2 separate regions of the Homo sapiens genome follow, and region 2 is linked to region 1. Evidence: chromatin loops called from intact Hi-C (ENCODE). Cell type or tissue: testis. All regions are shown on one strand. Each heading gives the region's core, and the rest is flanking DNA. Links, peaks and the distances in the headings are about the cores only. Region 1 has its middle 250 kb from the start of LINC01370. Region 2 holds the start of LOC105372617 (a long non-coding RNA gene).

What was found. Peaks named below come from ENCODE experiments on the same cell type or tissue, not always from the same donor. Only the 100,000 strongest peaks of a DNase experiment are listed, where the experiment ranks them.
Region 2: it touches region 1 in a loop (5-fold over the local background); 1 of 110 quality-filtered maps calls a loop at or near these places.

The regions. Positions count from the first base shown.
Region 1 is chr20:40,249,411-40,254,801 of GRCh38, forward strand. No RefSeq gene overlaps it. Among named protein-coding and RNA genes, the nearest start is that of LINC01370, 250 kb to the left of the region's middle. In testis, for the core only: a CTCF peak has its summit at 2,115 (motif pointing left); a DNase peak (open chromatin) is centred at 2,101.
Region 2 is chr20:40,312,344-40,317,734 of GRCh38, forward strand. It overlaps LOC105372617 (a long non-coding RNA gene), which reads right to left and starts at 454. Exons shown (of 4, transcript XR_001754593.2): 1 at 286-454. In testis, for the core only: no CTCF peak of the experiment used is centred there; no DNase peak of the experiment used is centred there; H3K27ac peaks cover 809 bases.

The DNA of each region.
Region 1 (5,391 bases), core at 176-5,175:
CCAAAGACTTGTGCTCAAGTCTTTGGGTACTGATAACCTCCTGGGGAAGGAAGACAAGATAGGAATAGTTAATTAATACTGCAAGGTAGAAATGACTGCCCAAGATACCAACGCAAGACATTTCAGAAAGCAGCACATGATGAGTTGTCAAATTAGTGGAGCCAGGAGCTAATGCTCTGAGAAGGCAAAGGAGAACCACCACCTTGCCTCCTCCATGAACTCCCCAGCTCTCCCTGCATTCCTGTGGCTTCTTAAGCCTTTAATCAGTAACCTGAACAAGTGATTTGCTTGATAATTATATGTTTATGAAACATGATATTTGGGGGAAAGAAAAAGTGATTTGGAGTCAATATACATGTCTTTACAGCTCATCTTTGCCATCTGCTAGTTGAATGACCATGGGCAAGTTCCTTTGCCTTTGAGACTACACCTTCTTTTCTGCAAAGAGAAAACAATAATCCACACTTCTCATGACTGAAAGTTAAATGAAAAACTAGATAGAAAGCATCAACCATCGTGTTTGCCTCTTGTTGAATGTACTTCTTTGTCTTCGGTTAGACTGCAAACTCCTTGAGGGTACGTTCAGGCTTTGTATGACTCAGCATCTTTCATGGCTCCATCACAATTATATAAAAAAAACCTTAAAGAATATAATTGGATTGTTTGTAACTCAAAGGATAAATGCTTGAGAAGATGGATACCCTATTCTCCATGATGTGCTTATTTCACATTGCATGCCTGTACAAAACATCTCATGTATCCCATACATATATATACCTACCATGTACCCACAAAATTTTTTTATAATTAAAAAAATTAAAGACATTATTGATTTGAACTAACTCAAACATAGTCAGGAGAGAGGAGGAGAACCTATCTTGATTTTTTAAAAAAGAAGAAGGTTGGATTTATACTACCTTTCACTGAGTATCAGCCAGAGTGTGAGCTGAGTTTTCTTAACAATTGATCATAACTTGAGTCCATTGTGGGGCATCATCAGTTCAATGCATGGTGGTGCCAATAACCTAAGAAAAAATACTTCCCTAAATATCTTGAAACCCACATGATTTTACTGGTGACCGCTTTAAGGCTTCCATATGATAAGCTCCACAACATATTCACTTTCAAGGGGCATGTAAACTGATAGAAAACCACACAAAAATTCAGTAAAATCCTCATGGCAAAACCTGAGTCACCCAAAAGAAAACTAACATTTATCATTACAGACATAAGTATGCTATAGCAAGATTAGGTACAAGTACTGAATAGCTTATGAAAATAATTATATTTATTATCATAAAAAGAATGCTTTATCATATGCAACAAAGAGTTCTATATTGGAAGAAACACACATTCACAGATCTCTGTATACAGATATGTGGATAATATTTTCCACGTACACACATGTCCCAATATATTTTCCACATTTTCTACAATTCCCATCATAACCAGAAAATAAATTCATGCTTATTTTCCCTTTACCAAATCAATCTAGCTAGATAGCTGGCTAGCTACCGCTATCTATCTATTAACTATGGATCATCTTAATAAAGAGAAATAAACTTGAGTTTGCTTTCTGATTATGATGGGAATTGTGGAAAATGTGGGGGAAAAAAATGAAATTTTTAAGTTAGGGTCCAAACAGGAGACAAAAACCACACAGCAATTTGAACAGGAAATGTTGAATACAAAGAATTATTAACTATAACATGGAATTACCTACAAAAAGCGAAGAGAATTCCAAACAACAAATGAATGGAAGAAAAGAAAGCAGCCACCAGCTCTAGGACTAAGGCAGAGAACCCAAGGAAGGAACAAATATGGAAGACACTCCCTTTCCAGAGTTGACATCCACATCTGGATGGTGGCTGTGCTGCTTTGGCCCACTGGATGAGGGAAGAGTTCCCTGAGGTGTGCACCTCTGGGGTGCTGGAGGAAGCCGCGTAGGAAAACGTCATGCCCCGGGTGGTAGTGTGGCTGAAACTCCCTGGAGGTGTGTGCCACTGGGTGTCCTGCTGCCCGCCTCCCTCCAGCTGCCTCCAGCCAGGGGAGCAAGACAGAATACCGGAACCAGGATGAATCCCTCGTCCCAGTCCAGTGTCTCTCCTGCGCCCTCTACTGACAAAGTGTATCCCTGTGTCCACAAGCAAAGGAAAAGTACTCTTGTCCCAAGCAGGGCAATGAAGGGTGAACGTGAAGCTAAGAGGCAAAAGTTGATAACAGCACATACAAAAAAATATAAAAACAAATAAATAAAGATCACCAACAATCCCAACAACCAAAAATAAAATCTTCTACTGATATTTCAAAAAATCTTCTATAACCTGTATTTACTTGGGAGGGGTAATGTCTTTACATATTTTTTAAACAACTAAGAACATGTGTTAAGTCAATTTAACTAAGTTTCTTTTCAATTTATCATAAGATATGTTTTATAACTAAAAATTATCTTTCACATGATTTTTATTGGGTGCATAATATTCCACAAGGGAATACTTATTTAAGTATTGTTCTATTTTTAAGTATTTACATTTTTATTTTTTTCTTTATTACAGATAATGTATATCTTGAATAAATTCTTTAAAATAAAGACCCACAGTAGATTTTCTGGTTTCAAGTTTCAACCATATTTAAGAATCCTACTATATATTTTTAAATTGCTCTTCATAATTATAAAGCCAACTTATATTTCCACAGAAGCATACGTGAATGTCCATCTCATCACATTCTCATCAGCAAGGAGTAGTACCACATTTAAATATGTATTGTTAGATTTTTAAAAATATACAAGTTAATTCTTACATTTTTGATCACTAGTAAAGTTGGCAATTTTTTACATCTTTAAGTTCCACTTCTGAATATTTGTTTTAGCCATCTTCTTGAATTTTTGGTGTTTTTATTTTTAATATGTAAAAAGTAAAAAGCTATTTGTTAAAACACCAAGACAATTAATCAAAATATTACAGTATAGAAGTGGAATGATACTTTTAACTATGATAAAGGGTGATTTTATCACACACAACAAATTGGGTAGTTGTGACAATGATACAAATAAAGAGTTTATTTTACATTTTTAAATTTTGTTATATTTTTCGTATAAATATATATTCTTTCTTATAACCAGGAAAGCTATATCTTCAAAATACAAGGATTTATTTTTTCCAAGTTATATCCATGACCATATTTAATGGATAACACCAGAGGTATACCTGCTAAAAATCAGCAAAAAAGAACAATGTCCACTATTATTACTAACATTGTTGTGGAAATTGTGGTCAAGGGAGAAATACATAAAAAAGACAGAAAAGGTGTACATAAAGGTAAGGAAGGACGAAATCATTATTCATTCACTATATAATTCCAAATATAACACAGAAGCATTTTTGTCTTAAGAAATATTCTAAGGTCTGTATGTAAGGATGAATAAGTCACAGTCCGATATGGTTTGGCTCTGTGTTTCCACCCAAAATCTCATCTTGAATTGTAATAATCCCCACGTGTCAAGGATGGGACAAGGTGGAGATAATTGAATTATGGGGGTGGTTTCCCCCATACTGTTCTTGTGATAGTGAGTGAGTTCTCATGAGACCTCATGGTTTTATAAGGGGCTTCCCCCTGCCCCTTTGCTCTGCACTTCTCCTTGCTGCCGCCATGTGAAGAAGGATGTGTTTGCTTCCCCTTCTGCCTTGATTGTAAGTTTCCTGAGGCCTCTCCAGCCCTGCAGAACTGTGAATCATTTAAATCTCTTTCCTTTATAAATTACCCAGTCTCTGGTATTTCTTCATAGCAGAGTAAGAATGGATTAATACACCATAAAAAAGAATATTTGAAAAGAATAATTGATAAGGAGGTGGACTAGGTGGTAAACCAAAGAAAATTCCTCCCTGTATGTACTAAGGCTTAATATCAAACAAAGCACTGCAGATCATTGGGAAGTGAAGAATTATGCCATAAATATTACTAAGATGAATTAACAGTTAAAATAAACAATTTCTGTCCTCTCATACCATATACCAAAATACATTTTACATGGATTAAAATGTCAATGTGAAAAGCAAAACTGAACAGTTGTATAGCATAGATTTACTAATTTGTTAAAACCTTGAGGTAAGTGACAAGAAATTGGAAAGCTATAAAAGTAATTGAACAGATTAAATATTTCTATGTATCCTAAATATGTAAACTTTTAAATGTAGAATGTTATGTATCATGAAAGTATTCATGAAGTAATATTGCAGATGGAATAGTTTTACATTTGTTTGGTTAATAACATAGATAAATCAATAAGAAAAACATAACACCGTTATAGATAAAAGGGCAAAGAACATGAATGGAGGACTATTCACTAAATATGAACTAGAACCATTAAGTAAAGGTGAGAAAATAAGCTAAACCTCATTAATAATCCAAGAAAACTCTCCCTGTGGTGAAAGCCAAAACTGAGCATCTGCTTGTCAACAAGCTAGATTTTGTTAGAACCATCTGAGTTACTACTCAAATAACTTTCAGACAATGGCAAATTCCTCAACTCCAAATCCTGTTTTTCTTCTAATAAGAATAGTTGTAAGTCATAACTCCTCAAGTGTGTGTGTGTGTGTGTGTGTGTGTGTGTGTGTGTGTGTGTGTGTGACGAGGCGAGGCCCTAAATAGGCACCCAGACACATGGGAACCTTTATTTCTTGACCTTTGTCTCTCCCAGGGTAGCCTCTAACAAGATGGCTTGGATTTGTTTTGAAATGTCTTCTCCAGAGAAGGATTCCCAAGAGGCATCATGTAGACTAAACCTTTGGAGCTGCTTGGCACAATGCCTGCCATGGTCAGGCCCTGGGAAATGCTGCAGAGCCCTGCAGGGGAGGTGAGACTCAAGAGAGAGACCCAGCCCCAAGCCCAGGACTCTTAATTTATGTTTCTGCTCTGGCCTCAGTGCTGTGAACAAAGAAACTGATGGGATTTATTTAAGGGAGTTGCCTCTCCCCTCCCCTCAACACCCATCTATCTTCCGGAATAGTGGAAAGAGTGCTAGATTTGGAGAATCCCAGTTCCTTCAGTTTCTGAATGTTGACCTTCTTATCTAGAAAATGGGGTCAGTAATTTCTTCCTTCCTGTTGCTGGATTATTGGGAAAAATGTGGTTAATGTATAGTCAATTACGCAAGATGGTTCAGCCTTTGAGACAAACCAGACGTTTTGGATTCAAATCTTGTTTCTGCAACTTTGCATCCTTGAGAAAGTTTGTTTAACCTCTCTGTGCTCAATTTCACCTTCTGTAAAGTTGAGATTATTTCTTGAAGAATTATTATAGGAGTTAAATTACGTAATACACCCAAGCATTGTAGCAAGACCTGGAAATAGTGTTATTATTACTAGTGCTCCCAGTTTAGAAATTCTTATT
Region 2 (5,391 bases), core at 295-5,294, 63 kb after region 1:
TCCCTACAGCCTCAACTCAAATGTCAGAAATGATACTTCATATAGTGTTTCCCAAATCCTTTTCCATAACCTTCATCTGGGTCACCCAAAAAAATGTATTTTCTTGCCTGCTTAACATTAGATTTGATCATGTGACTAATTCTGGGCTACCGAAATGTAAGTGGAAGTGAGGTATATGCAGCCATCCAGGCTGCACCATCCTCCAGACCCCTCTTCCCCTGCCTCAGGTCCTCGGCATACCACTTACTTTCATCTCTGCTATGCCACTATCTTTGCTTTACTTACGATATTTGTCACCATCTGGAATTATCTTCTTAATTCATTGGTACCAGATCATTTTCCCTCTACCATGCAGACTTAAAGCTCTAAGAAGGAAGGGCCTTTGTCCATCTGTTCAGTTGCATCACAGTGCCCATCACAGTGGCTACATATAATAGATGCTCAATTAATATTTCTGAAATACATAAATATATGAGGAAATAAATGAATAGAGCTCTTGCAAAAATGAGTTAATTTATGTAATTAGTACAGTGCCTGATAGAAAGTAAGCACTCAGCAAATGTATCTAATTATGAAGATGAAGAATTGAAACAAAAGGTCTTTCCTTTCATTTCTGTGCTATGGAAAGGAAGGAACAAAGATGAGGTTAGGTCTTGGGACCAAAGGTCTACAAGGGGCAGTCTCAGTCTTGAATATAGAGGTGGCCTGGGAGAACAGTTACTAGGGAGTAGACAGTGAGAGTGGACTCAGCTTCACAAGTCAGAACTTCTTTTCATAACAGCAACATGATGCTGGAATTATTAGTAAGGGTCTGGTATGCCAGGGCCAGGACATCATAAACCTTCTGCATCCACATCACAGAGCCTCTTATAAGAATTGCTCCATACGTTTGGTAGACATTTACTGGGCTTAGACTGTGGGCAAAATTTTGGCTGGATTCTGCAATTAAAAGATAAATAAATTACCACCCTTGCCCATAACAAACCAGAGTGAGAAACAGACATGGAAACAAATAATTAAATCCAAAATATGACTAGTAGTGTGATAGCAGGATGGACAAGAGGATACTGGAGTACAGAAAAAAAAAGAGTGCCTCTGTCGGTGCAGTCAGGAAGACTTCAAGAGGCAACTTCACAGATGGACCTTAAAAACAAGTATGTTTCCCAAGAAGACACAGTGGGAAGGGCATTCTAGGAAGAGGGAACAGTATATGTAAGGCATGGAGTCATTATAAAGTCTTCACAAATCTTGGAAAAGGTAGGAAGTTCTGGTGGTTTAAGCATAAGGTAAGTACCTCTCACAAGTATGGGAATGTGTGGTTTTGCTTTCTCCATTTGAAAGAAATGTGGGAAATAGACAATAAAATTATGCACAGGAAAAAATGAATCTACTGGTGAAAAATAAAAGATTTACTGATTGTTTTTGAATATACTGTTTTGTTGTAGTGTGTTCATTCAAGCTAATAATAGAGATAATTTCTGGCATCTAAACTCTTTCAGGTTCTTTCTTAAATGTATTGCTCAAGCAATGTTCTACTAGTAAAACCGAAAACTCAAAGTTAGAAAAGAATGACCCAGAATACCAAGAACCTAATAACCCCGTGTTCATATTCCCAAGGCTTCAGTTTGACTGACCCATCCCTTTCCCAGGAGACTGAATGAATGAAAACAGGACTTGACTGCATTTTAACTATGGTAGAACACTGCAGGGGCCCCTGAAGGATATGTATGGAATACCTGTCCTGGAGAACATCACCTAGAAATAGATTATGTATAAACCTGCCTGAAAGAGAGCTGGCCATTGTCCACTCTTGAAGTTGTAGATTTCCAGGATAAGGAGAATCAGTATACATCTCTAGTTCATGGATTTTTTATCTTGGATCCAGACATATAGGACCCTCCTTGTCTGCTGTGGATGGAGTAGGGGGTGTCCATGGAAAGTGTTTTGGAATCCAGGAATCACTTGAAATTGTATGCCAAAATTTTTTTTTAAGTAGACATGTGCATTTTCCAGGGAAAGGGTCCTTTGTTTACTGGAGAGTTTGTGTATGATTTAAGTTTGAAAGTTTTTCTAGTTGTTTTCTGTTCATTCGCCAGATCACATGGAATCAACATGTTTTCAACTTATTGTTCTGAAGCCTGGGAACTGAACAAGCCTGACTCTCAGTTCTTGGCAAAGGATAGAGCATTTTCCTAGGCAGTCTTTCAGAAAATCCTGCTATTTCTCCTTCCAAAACACATCTCAAATTTGTCATGTGTCTCCATCTCCATCACCAAGCCCCTGGCCACCAAGCCTCCCCATCATCTCTCACCAGAACAAATGCCAAAGACTTCAAATAGGTCTCTTTTGTTCACCCTTTCCTTGCTGCAATCTAATTTTCACATAGCATCTTGAGTGACACTTTTTAAAATGAACATTATGTCACCACCACACTGAAAATTCTCCAGTGGTTTTTCATGTTGCCTTCAATATAATCCAAGTTTCTCAGTATCCAAGGGCCCTAAAGCCCTAGATGACCAATTTCCTTTGCACTTTTACAACCTCAGGTGATGCCACCTTCCTGTTTGCTCACTAGAATCCAGTTAGGCTGGACTTACTTCTGCTCCTGATCTTGCCCAGCTATTTCTTAATCCCAGGCCCACATCCATGGAGTTCTACCTTCTGGAATGTTCTCCTTTCTTCATATGATTAGCTCCTTGCCATCACTTAGGTAAGTCTCAACTTAAGGATATCTCCTCCATGAATCTAATTTTTTTTTTTTTTTGACAGATTCTCACTCTTTCTCCCACCCAGGCAGTGGCACAATCTTGGCTCACTGCAACCTCTGCCTCCTGGGTTCAAGCAATTATCTCTCTCAGACTCCAGAGTAGCTGGGATTACAGGCACAGGCCACCAGGCCCAGCTAATTTTTGTATTTTTAGTAGAGATGGGGTTACACCATCTTGGCCAGACTGGTCTTGAACTCCTGACCTTGTGATCCACCCGTCTCGGCCTCCCAAAGTGCTGGGATTACAGGAGTGAGCCACCATGCCCGGCCAGATAGATCTTTACTGACCATCCTATCTTGGTAGTTTCTCATTCTTATCACATTTAATTTTTCTAATTATAAAATCCTATTCATTTATCACAACAGTTTTTTAGAATGCATTTTATGATTGTTTATTTTTTATCTGTATTCTCTACTAGATAATAACTTTTCTTCTTCACAGTCACATGTCCAGACCATGATACAACACCTGCCACACAGTAGGTTGAATGGTTGGATAAACAGGGTAATAGATCAATGAATGAATGAATGAATGAATGAATGAATGAATGAATGAACAAATGCATAAATGGATGAATGAAAAAATAAAAAAGAAGGCCTGTAGGCAGTCTTCAGGCTCCATCTTTCTGTGTAGAACTAATGCCACCACCCAGGTGTGCTAGGCTGTCAGATATGCGAGGATAGCAATGGTGGCCAACAGGGATATGAGTTAGAAAGAGTTGAGAAGGGCATGCTAAGGACAATTAATGGTTGCTTGTTAGAGGGTGTGGCCTGCAGTCCAAAACACCCTATTCTCAAGGGCTTGATGTGCCTAAGTTTAATTTGAGGCAACGGCTGTATCTTGGACTATAGTAAGGGAGGCAGGGGAGGGGAGGAGGATTTTCAGACTGAATATAGTGCACTAACGGGCTAAAAGGAAAATTTGGAAGGTCTTCAGGGACGTTTCCTTGATCAAGGAAACCTGAGAGTAGTTTTAGATGAGCAAGAGAAGGGTTGGGATGGAGGTGAGAGGTGACGATTATCTGATATTCAACCAAAGCTCAAAACAAATGGCTCAGGGATGGGTGGGAGAGATGGTCACCTTGTCCTCTTCCTCTAGCCAGGCTGACAAACCATCACACCTCCAGTAAAACTCACAAGCATTGCTGCTGTTCATTTCTTACCTTCTTTTTCCCCATTCCTATCAATGTCTGACTCAAATCTCCAATCTTATCTGTCTCCCATTCCTGCCCCTACTTGTAAAGCTGAAGGTTGCTTATACTGGATCCCAGGCTCCCTTATCTATCCCTAGCCTAGTAGGCTCTTACCTGGTTCTCCCTCTTGAGATACTATTTAGGAGGGTTCCTTAACCCAAACTCTGTCCCCTGGAATCAAATAATCTTTGTCCTGTGATTTGTACTCTAGTCAGGTCTGCTCAGGTCTGAGAGGGGGAATTTGAGGGCCAGTTCCTGTTAACTATTATAACTTTGTATTTAGGGAGGGAGTATAGCTTACTAGTTAAAATCATGGTCTCTTAACCCATGGGTCATCCTATTAATTCAAACCTCAGCAATTCCGCTTAGGTGCAACTTCAACCAAAGTGACTTCTCCTTTCCAAATCTCAGTTTCCTTATCTATTAAGTGGGTACCAAATAGTCTGTTCCTCCTAGGGTTGCTATAAAGATTAAGTAAGATGATGCAATTGATCTTCCACTCAGCCCCTTGAATTTTTAAAAAGCTCAAGCTGATTTCCAGCTCACATAACCTGCATCAATATGCCTGAATGTATGTTTGTTTGTCTGTTTTAAAATTTTGAGCCATAATTGCAGAAAATCCCATTGCCTCTCCCTCTCTCTGTCTGTGTGTGTGTGTGTACATGTGTGCACATGCAAACACACAGAAAACCAAAAGTGCAAAGGAGTTACATCACTAGGAGCAGGGTCCAACCAGTGACCATGGTACAACTCCCTCACATTTCAGGTGGGATAATTCCAAAGCATGTGTATTGCACAGTATTCCACAACTCCCTCAGAGAAATTAGTTTTCATTATTACTATGATAGCTGCCTTGATACCACACTCATTATTGCTCCTTTCATTTCCTTGTATAATTTCCCCACTTCCACATCTGCGTTAGACATCCCAAATAAACTATTTGAGCCATATTCTTGGCCTTAGGATCTATTTCATGGAGAACACACCCCAAGACAAAATTCTCAGCATAGTTCCAGGTTCTTTGTAAACCTTCGGTATTCAATGACTGAGCTATTATTGTTATGGGAGAAACCTGACCTCATGCCAGTAGGAAAGACCTCACTCTACGCCACCCAAACACTAACAAAAGGAACATGCTGCCCATCACAGGGAATAATCAGCCTAGGTCTGCCAGCAAATTGCAGTCCTGCCTGCACGGGTCACTAGCCAAGCTGCCTCCTTGTGCTGTGAGCCCAGAAACTACTGAGGGACACCACTAAAGTGTTCCTTTTTGGCACAACACCCCAGCCTCCAGCAAAGCAGACTGCAAGACTGGGGAATAAGCCTGTCTCTTCAGGTGGGGTGAGAAGCCTCCCTGACCTGCCCAGAACAGGTCTGGCCAGTGATTGCTCCATTGTTCCAGATGCCAATCAAAGGCGAAGCCAGGGCACT